Regions from separate parts of the Homo sapiens genome. Here region 1 is linked to region 2. The links are chromatin loops, found by intact Hi-C in ENCODE. Cell type or tissue: CD4-positive, alpha-beta T cell. All regions are shown on one strand. Region 1 overlaps NRF1 (nuclear respiratory factor 1). Region 2 holds the start of SMKR1 (small lysine rich protein 1).

Evidence for each region. Peaks named below come from ENCODE experiments on the same cell type or tissue, not always from the same donor. Only the 100,000 strongest peaks of a DNase experiment are listed, where the experiment ranks them.
Region 1: a loop joins it to region 2, with 2.9 times the contacts of the local background. A loop is called at or near these places in 28 of 110 quality-filtered maps.

The regions. Positions count from the first base shown.
Region 1 is chr7:129,632,969-129,637,968 of GRCh38, forward strand. The region is part of intron 1 of NRF1 (nuclear respiratory factor 1); the gene reads left to right. Among named protein-coding and RNA genes, the nearest start is that of NRF1, 24 kb to the left of the region's middle. In CD4-positive, alpha-beta T cell, CTCF peaks have their summits at 2,759 (motif pointing left) and 2,959; a DNase peak (open chromatin) is centred at 2,753.
Region 2 is chr7:129,500,524-129,505,523 of GRCh38, forward strand. It overlaps SMKR1 (small lysine rich protein 1), which reads left to right and starts at 2,008. Exons shown (of 2, transcript NM_001195243.2): 1 at 2,008-2,304. The coding sequence starts at 2,302. RefSeq lists silencers at 1,707-1,756, 1,817-2,156. In CD4-positive, alpha-beta T cell, no CTCF peak of the experiment used is centred here; a DNase peak (open chromatin) is centred at 1,928; H3K4me3 peaks cover 1,328 bases.

The DNA of each region.
Region 1 (5,000 bases), 130 kb after region 2:
CCCAGTTTTAAGGATTACATAAAATTGCAAAACAGCTACATAAAGCCTGTAATCCCATTTTAATTGATTCTTAGTTGAAAAGGGGGAAAGAAAATGAATGAGCATTATATATCAGACATACTTGGTAAATTTACTACCTATACCAGATATTGATAGTCTATTTCTTAATATGCAAACACCATAGAAGTGGCATCTGGAAAGAGGCTGTATTACTGAACATGCTTTTAAATTTATATGAGATTTTTCTAGTAAACAAATTTTCCAGATAGGTGATGCTTATCTTTTTAAACGTTAAATACTGTTTTGGTTTTAACCATTTTTTATGGGAAAAAGGAAAATAAAAAGCCTACAAGTATTTCTGTGCTCATTAAGCCAGAATACTGTGGTGTGCTTATAATTTTATCTTTTCTTGGCAACTTGATGTCACTGTGGAAAGCACTGATTACTGAACTGTGTTGTGACTTCTTTTGTTCTAGGTGCCTTTGAACCCTTGTGCACTTTTTAGTTAGATCTTTATTAACATGCTATGCCACTGCAGGGAGGGAGCAGGAAAAGCATGATACACAATTTAAGACAAGTGCCACCATAGGCTACTGTTGGCAAACAAGAGCTCCACCAAACTTTTTAAAGTGAAGAAGCAACAGTCTGAGCCATTTTTCTCACCAGTGGCAGGAGGGGGAGACTTCCACCAGCAACATGGAATCTTCAGTGGATGCAGCTGACCAACCCTCCTGACTTCTCAGTCTTTTCCCACCACTGCTCACCCTTTATGTTCAGATGTATTCAGCACTAGATAACCATACTTATTAACTATAAGTGATGTGTGTGTGTGTGTATGTGTATATATATATAAAACTGTACTTTAAGAATAAATATATATAAACTATATGTGTAACAAATTTATAATATATAAACTATAAATCTGTGAAAGTATTCAGCATTATATAACGGCAGGCTGTGGTGATTTAGATTGGTGGAGCTCCTGACCATGCCTGAAAATCCCTGTACCCCACTTTGACCGTGATTTTTTAAGGGAATATTGTTTTTTTACATCTGTATTTAAAAAAAAAAAAAGATATATATATATATATATACACACACACACACACACACACACTTTATTTTTTAGAGCAGTTTTAGCTTTACAGAAAAATTGAGTGGAGAGTATGGAGAGTTACCATATTCTCTCCTACCCATTTCCTTTATTAATATCTTGCTGTTGTGTGGTAGATTTGTTACAGTTGATGAACCAATATTAACAGAAGTCCATAGTTTACATTCAAGTTCATTCTGTGTGTTTGTGCAGTCTGTGGATTTTGACAAATATATAATCATTCAGAATGGTTTCACTAATCCAGAAGTCTCCTGGTGCTCCTGTCTTCCCTCCTTTCTCTAACCCCTGACAACTATTTTTTTTTACTGTCTCCATAGTTTTGCCTTTTCCAAAAATGTCCTATGGTTGGAATCATACAAATGTAGCCTTTTCAGATTGGCTTCTGTCACTAAGCAATATGTATTTAATGGCTTGATAACTTTTCATGGCTTGATAACTCATTTCTTTTTAATGCTGAATAATATTTCACTGTATGGATGTACCACAAGTTGTTTATCATTCACATACTGAGTAACATCTTGGTTGTGTTCAAGTTTTAGCAATTGTGAATAAAACTGCTGTGAATATTTATTTGTGTGCTGGTTTTTGTGTGGACATAAGTTTCAGCATATTTGAGTAAATACCAAGGAGTGCAGTTGTTGGATCCTATGGTAAGACTATGTTTAGTTTTGTAAGAAATTGCCAAACAGGCTTCCAAAGTGGCTGATGTATATATTTTCAGGTTGCTCGTGTGTTTTTCAAAAACACCTTACTCAGGTATATTGATGGACTGCTTGCCCTGTGATAGGATTACAAGTAATTGAGGTCTGTGGGGCTGGTTGTCCCTACATAAATAATACCAGCTGGTTGTACTTCGCTTGTTCTTGTTTGCTTTCTCTTTTCTTTATCTATTTTTTTCCTTTTCCATGTGTTTTTACTCTCTTTATCTTGCTTTACCAGTTCTGCTTTGTCCTCAGAAATCAGAGGACTGCATTTGTTGGAATAGTGTATAAATTTAAAAGGCAAAATAAAACAAGTCCAAGTCCTTTCTCAGGGTCTCTAGGCGGTTGGGGATGGTTGAGATTGTAGCATTAAGTAAGGTATTGTTGGAGCATTAATTTGACTATATAGAATATAATCTTCAGAGATGGGAAAAGGGAAACAATACGTTAATAAAACTTGCTTTCCTTTGTAATTTGTTAATTATAGGGCAACTGTATAAAATGTTTTAAGACTATGATAGCAGAAGAGTTTTGGTTTTTTTCCTACCTTTCTCTGGGAGAGCTTTTCAGCTTCTACTGTTACAGTTTTTGTTTGTTTGTTTGTTTTTTAAGCACACCACCTTTGGGAGTGTTACAGTTCTTTAAAGAGGACCGAGCCTTTGCTTAAGGCTAGCTTCATACTGTTTGTATAATTCTGTTTGTATGTGCATTTGTACATACCCCCAGCTGCAGCAGAATATCAATAGATTCTGTTCTCCCAGGAGAAGGGCAAGGACTGTATCCAATCTTATCTGGGGTATGTATCCAAATGACCTAAGACAGTCTTCCTAATAAACACTTTTGGACCGCAGGGTTCAGACTCTCCTGGGGTGGAATCTTTTTTTGTTACCTTTCTTTCTGCCTGCTCGTTTAAGTCAGGATGCATGCAAGGCCCACGTCTCCAGTGCCCCCAAGTGGTTGTCTAGGTTTTGCAAGAGGACATCTAGTGATGGGAGAACTCACTGCTTCCAGCCACTCTGTCTATACACCCCGTTAGAAAAATGATCTGTTGACCAGAATTTTGCCATAATTTCCTACCTTTTTTTTTTATTAGGGTCACAGACTTAATCTAATTCCTCTTCCTCATAATGGTCTTTTAATATTTTATGAGAGAGATTCCTAAAGTCCTTCTTTAGATTTAAACACCTCTTATTTTTCTAACTATTCATTAATTAAGCATTTTCATAGTCCCAGTGAAATGTAACGGGCTTTTTCTCGTATCTTTAAAAGTGGAGTGCCCAGGGCTAAGTACAGGAGTGGTCTTTGTTCACATTGTGCATATGTTGCTTGTCATGTGATACTTTTTTTTCCAGACTAAATTTACTGTGAGCCAGTGTTTCTGAATCTTTTTACTTTCTCTGTGATGATGACACAAGTCTCCATCATCCTGTTTTTGTTCAATGGATTGTGGGTTTTTTTCCTTTTTTTTCAAAACAGAGTCTCACTGTGTTGCCCAGGCTGGAGTACAGTGGTGTGATCTCGGCTCACTGCAACCTCCATCTCCTGGGTTCAAGCGATTCTTGTGTCTCAGCCTCTCAAATAGCTGGGATTACAGGTGTGTGCCCCACACCCGACTAATTTTTGTATTTTTAGTAGAGATGGGGTCTCACCATGTTGGCCAGGCTGGTCTCAAACTCCTGACCTCAAACTGCTGACCTCAGGTGATCTGCCTACCTTGGCCTCCCAAAGTGCTGGGATTACAGGCGTCAGCCACTGCACCTGGCTTTTCAATGGGTTTTTTTAGAACAAAGTTTAGAATGATATGTTTATGCCTGTGAACATTTATCTTGTTAGATTATGCTCACTAAGCCATTGGGGTGTTTGGGGAATTTGATCAATGTATCTTTTCTGTCTCTTTTCAGTTTCGAAAACTATCCCTCTGCTGCTGCTTTTCTTCCACTTGTCTTTTCTCAATAGCTGATTCTAGTTTGTGTTGCTTCGATAGATACGTATGGCTAAACATAAACCTTAGACAATAGAAAAACGTATTCATTTGCAAAGCTGCCAGGGTGTTTGGAGTGCTTGAATCATATTGAACTTCAAGAACCATTATGTTTCTTTGTCTTTTTGACAGTTATTGGAGCCAATTTGTGTGTTTTCAGTTTCTCTTAAACTTTCAGTATGTATTTGAAAAGCTTGCAGGCCCCAGTTACTGTGTCTATAATGCCTAGTAAGTAAAATGACCCACAGACCAGTCAATAAGACAGGGCTTAACAGGAGAGTAATCCTTGGTCCTCAGTTTCCCAACTGTACAGTGAAATACTTGGATTAATCACCATGTTTCCACTTGTGCTCTGGAGTTCTGAGTGGTGAGGAGGATGAATGGCTTTAACTCTCTGCATTCCCATACCCTTCAATAGAAGAAATTCCACTGTTACCTTACATTTTGAGGTTCTGTACAGGATTCTGCTTAAAGAAAAGGCTCTGCTGAAAAAAAAAAAAAAGAAGAAGAAGATTCATTGGAAACCCCTGCAAAAAAGCAAGGAAGAAAATGGCTCCCAGAGGACACTGGGCAGCTTGGAAAGTCTGTATGTGTCCCTGATTTCATGAGTTTGGAGGCCTCTGGTATTTCATTTGGTAAAAAGAAGAAGAGCTTATGCTGTTTGTCTTTTCTTTCTCAAACCTGGACATAACAATGGTTATAAAAGTAATCACAGTCTTATTATTTTGAAGGGAGAAATAAATCTATAAAGCAGAAATAAAGTTTTTATAATCCATAATTCTATTTTGCATAGATAAAAAGTATTCTTAATAGTTTTAGTATATCTTTTGAAATTATTTTGTTTGTCCACAACCATATTTATTTACACTTAAAAAAATGAGACCACACTCATTCTAGCAGATTTTATAACCTGTTGTTTTCAATTTCCATCATTTTATGGATTTTTTTGTGTGTCAATACACATAAATCTATTTCATCCTTTAAGACAAGCTTATCCAACCCGCAGCCCACAAGCTGCATGCGGCCCAGGATGCCTTTGAATGTAGCCCAACACAAATTCATAAACTTTCTTAAAACATTATGAGATTTTTTTGTGATTTTATTTTTTGTTTTTTTTTTTCTAAGCTCATCAGCTATCGTTAGTGTTAGTGTATTTTATGTGTGGCCCAAGACAATTCTTCCAACGTGGCCTGGGGAAGCCAGA
Region 2 (5,000 bases):
AGCAGTGGCTCACGCCTGTAATCCCAGTGGGAGGCCGAGGCAGGCGGATCACCTGAGGTCAGGAGTTCAAGACCAGCCTGGCCCCTGTCTCTACTAAAAATACAAAAATTAGCCGGGCGTGATAGCGCATGCTTTGTAATCCCAGCTACTTGGGAGGCTGAGGCAGGAGAATTGCTTGAACCCAAGGGGCAGAGGTTGCAGTGAGCAGTGATCGTGCCATTGCACTCCAGCCTGGGCAACAGAGCAAGACTCCATCTCAAAAAAAAAAAAAAAAGAAAAGAAAAGAAAAAGAAAAGAAAAGAAAAGAAAGAAAACAAAACAACCTTGTAGCAGGGCTCTGGATCTCTGATCTGGAGCTCAGGAAAAGCAGGGCTGGAACAGATTTGGGAGTGATCCCATAGGGGTAACCTTGGGAGAGCTGAGATAACCCAGAGAAGTGTAAGCGGCTGGGGTGGGCCAGCCCCATCCAGGGATGAAGACAGGCGCAAGAAGAGAAGAAAGTGCAGGTGGAGGGCAGGAGAATTTGCCATATCCAGGGCATATGGACTCATAAGAAAAACTCACAGACATATTAAAAGTAGCTGGAAGTTGGGTTTGCTCTGTTAATGAAGGATTAGGGAAAGCATATGTAAGAGAACCTAGAACATAAACAGTCCTCTTTGGAAGCCAGTTTGTCTTTCAAGAGAAAGCAAACAAAACACCACATCCTTGCAGAGCCTTCCAGGACCCTACTCCTGCTTCTTGGTCTAGCCTCCTCCCCCTGTCCCTAATTTTGGCATAATTGACTGCTCCTTGTCATCCAGATCTGTTTTAACGTCACCTCCTCAGAGAGGCCTTCCCCAGTCACCAATCTAAAAGAGCACCCAGTGGTCACATCAATTTAATGCAATATGCCATACTGTCCCTATCACTTTTAATGTCTGCCAGGCCCTCCATTTCAGCCACGACCACCTCCCCCAAATCACCCCTTAAAAGAACAAGGACTTTGCCTCATTCAGAGCTCAATTTCCAGGGCCTGGAAGAGTGTCAGGCACGTGGCAGATGCTCAATAACTGTTGAATAAAAAGGAATGATAGGCCGGGCAGTGGCTCACGTCTGTAATCCCAGCACTTTGGGAGGCTGAGGCGGGCAGATCACCTGAGGTCAGAAGTTCGAGACCAGCGTGACCAACATGGCGAAACCCCATCTCTACTAAAAATACAAAAATTAGCCGGGCATAGTGGTACGCATCTGTAATCCCAGCTACTCAAGAGGCTGAGGCAGGAGAATGGTTTAAACTTGGGAGGCGGAGGTTGCAGTGAACCGAGATGGCGCCACTGCACTCCAACCTGGGCGACAGAGAGAGACTCGGTCTCAAAAAAAAAAAAAAGGAATGACCAGTCATAAAAAAGAATGAGTCGTACCACCCGAAGTGTAGACTTCACCTGCAGGGAGGGAGGCTGGAACTGGCAAGGTTGGAGGCAAAACTGTACCTACTGTACCTTTCTCGCCCAATCCTACCTGCACATGAACTCCCTCCCCACCCCTTTAGTCTCTCGGGCCCTTACTCTCTTTATCCGGCTCTTTTGCAAACATTTCCCATGATATTCTCCCTTCACCGTCACAGTCCTTATGCTCGTTTCCCAAAAGAGCTTCTCCGATGATCTCTCCCAGGTTGGCCGAGTGAGCGGGCCTAGCCTGCGCTCTCACCCCAGTGCCACCCCAGTGGGAGCGCCGCCCGCGCCCGCCCCCTCGCCCCGCGCCCGCCCCCTCGCCCCGCGCCCGCCCCCTCGCCCCGCGCCCGCCGCTCCGGCAGCCCAAACCCAGACGCTAAAGCGCCGAACTGGGTTTCCGGGCGCTGGAGGCCGCGGTCGGCCTCGTACTAGGTGACGGCCCATCCCGCGCGCGCAAGCCCGGAACCCCGCTCCGCTCACCCTCCGCGCGCTGCCGCTTTGCCCTGGCAACGGTAACCACGGCGAGGCCCTGCCCCACGCCCGGTGATTGTGCGCGCGGCCCCGCCCCCGAGGCGCACGCCGGCCCAGCGCCCACAGCTGCGGCGGCCTAGGTGCCGCGTGGGGCAAGCAGGTGCCTCGCGTCCAGGCGGCTCCGCGGCTGGCTGCCTCCCGAGCCGGCCGCGCTCCTCCCAGCGAGGCGTGGCGGGGAGGCGTAGTGAGGCTGGGCCCGTGGCGGTTCCCTGAGGAGGGCCGAGAAGGGGCCGGGGGTGCTAGGGGAACGGGCGCTGGGGGCAGCGGCCCCGGTGGATGCTAAGGGCTTCGGGATCGGGAGAGTCCACCACGCCTGCCTGCTCGGCTGAGAATCGCCATGGTAATCCCCGTCTCCCTAAAGTACCCGGGGCCAGGGCGCGCGCCGTGGAGCCCCAGGCTGTCCCGGAGAGGCGCGGGCGCCGAGGTCACCGCCTCTCCCTGGGGTCGACCTCAACGCGTGGCGAAAAGATGGAGGGACAAGGGGTGCCCGGCGGTCCGCGCCTGCTGGGGGCGCAGCAGCCGCGGAGTCAGGCCAGCCGTCTTTCCAGGTTTTAGGTCGTGGTCCTGTTGAGCAGCCCCCACACCCAGACGGTTGATGTGGAAAATAAAGGGAGGGTGGCACCGTGGTGTGGCACGTCAGGGCGCCAGGCCATGCCCACAGTGACGGGTCCGAGCTGTTAGCTGCCGTAGCCACCCTGGGTGCCCGCGCGGGATTCTCCACTGCTCTGCAGACTCAGGAAGCAGAGAGTGAGCCTGGTACCACCACCTTGCTGTCAACAGCATTCCTGTTCTCAGCCCTCATCCAGTCACTTACGACCTCCTTCCAACCCTCGCTGCTCTTTCCAGAAGGGCTGTGACCTTCCAGCCCCTGCCCCAAGTCCTCAGGGAGGCATCATTGTCTGCTAAACTAAGTACTGCACGCTTGAGCTGGGCGCACAGAGCCCTTGCTAAAGGGGCCTCAACCTCGAGCTTTCTCTGCCATATCTTCTCTGCTAAACAACAACAAACAAAACGAACAAAAACCCTGCATCCCACACTAAACCCGCGTTCTTCTGGAAGCCCCTTGCGCCTTCCCTGTCTTGATCCGTTTTCTTTGAGGCTTGGATCAGAAGGACCCTGCCTCCTGCTTCCCCATCGCTCCTTCAGCGCCCACAGCCCTTTGCACCTCACCTCTGGTGCTTTGCCTGTTTTTCCTTGGAAAGCCTTATTCCTCATTAGACTCTAGTGTAGAAATCATTAAGTTTCTGTGTTCTTTCCAGTTTGTTTCGTGTAAAAGGATTAAGTAAAAATTTCTTGGTTTGAGAGTCATTCCATGAGCTATTAAAGGTAAAGAGCTATTACCTTTTTTTTTTTTTTTTTTGACAGGGTCTTACTTTGTCACACAGGCTGGAGTACAGTGGTGTGATCACAGCTGACTGCAGCCTCCATCTCTGAGGCTCAAGTGATCCTCCCGCCTCAGCCTCCCAAGTAGCTCGGACCGTAGGCAGGCATCACCATGCCTGGCTAATCTCTGTATTTTTAGTAGAGACAGGGTTTCGCCATGTTGCCCAGGCTGGTCTCAAACGCCTGGGCTCAAGGGATCCGCCCGCCTTGGCCTCTCAAATTGCTGGGATTACAGGTGTGAGCCACTGTGCCCAGCCAACTGCCATTTCTTTCAGGGCCCAGGGAACTGAGGCAGAATGCTGTACATAGCCATTGAAGCAAATGCCAGTTAATTCATGCTCCTTGAATGAGGGTCAAACACATTAGTGCACAGAGCCTGCAAGCCAGAGCGGAACCTTGCCTACCTTTCCTTCCTTAGCTGCTCTCACTGGCCCCCTTGGCTGCCTGTGGGCTGGCCATGTTGGCCTTTTTTGGGTTTCCGTCTCTTTGTGCACCTTCTCTCCGGCTTCAGAGACTTTGCATAGGCTGTTGGTCTTGGAATTCCCTACTCTCGGCCCACAGGCCACGCTTAGGGAGCCCTTCCTTTGATGGCCCAGATGAGGTCAGCCCTTGCCCATCTTGTGCTATTATAATTCCATGTGTTATAGGCATTATAGGGTCTTTCTTTATTAATTTCTTTGTTTTTGTTTTTTTTTTTTTAGAGATAGGGTTTTGCTTTGTTGCCCAGGCTGGAGTGCGATGGCATCATACATAGCTCACTTTGGCCTTGAATTCCTGGGCTCAAGGGGTCCTCCCACCTCAGCAGCCTGAGTACTGGGGACTACAGGTGTGTGCCACTGAGCCCAGCTAATTTTTTAAATTTTTGTAGAGACCGGATTTTGCCATCTTTCCCAGACTGGTCTCAAACTGGGTGCAAGTGATCCACCTGCCTCGGCCTCCCAGAGTGCCGGGATTACAGGTGTGAACCACCATGCCTGGCCAATAGGGCCCTTTCTTCACAGCATGGGTCGTGAGTAAATGCATTTGTGATTAGGTGACTAGTGTCTTCCTCAGACCTCACTGGACTGTAAGCATCGTGAGATCTCCTTTGCTCCCCATCTAATACAGGGCCTGGGACACAGTAGATTTTTGTTAAATACTTGTTGAATGAATGAAGGAGGCATCTTAAAATTCAGAAAAGCAGAAATCCACATTTGCTTTCTAAATCCTGTTATTGCATTGCATCTCAGTTGTGATGTATTCATTCACTCAGCAGATATTTATGCATCCTTGCAGTGTGGCAGATATTGGTGTAGGCTGGGGAATTCAGTGGTAAATTTATAGACAGAATCTCTGGTGAGGGAAACAAACAATAAACATAAACAACAATTACTATTAACTAGTGAAAAGTGGTGCGGGGAAGGAGATGGACAGTGACTCTACTGGGGTTGCTGGGAGACTGTTAAAGACAGACCACTGTACTTCCCCCTGTCCCTAGCCTGGGACAGTCTCAGTTTATGTTTGTTTATATTTGTTGAAGTATCTTGATTTGGGCAATAAATTATATGGTCACTCCAGTTACAGACAGAATATAGACATGGTGTCAGGGAGGTCTTTCTTTTTCTCTTTTTCTCTTTTTTTTTTTTGAGACAGAGTTTCACTCTTGTCGCCCAG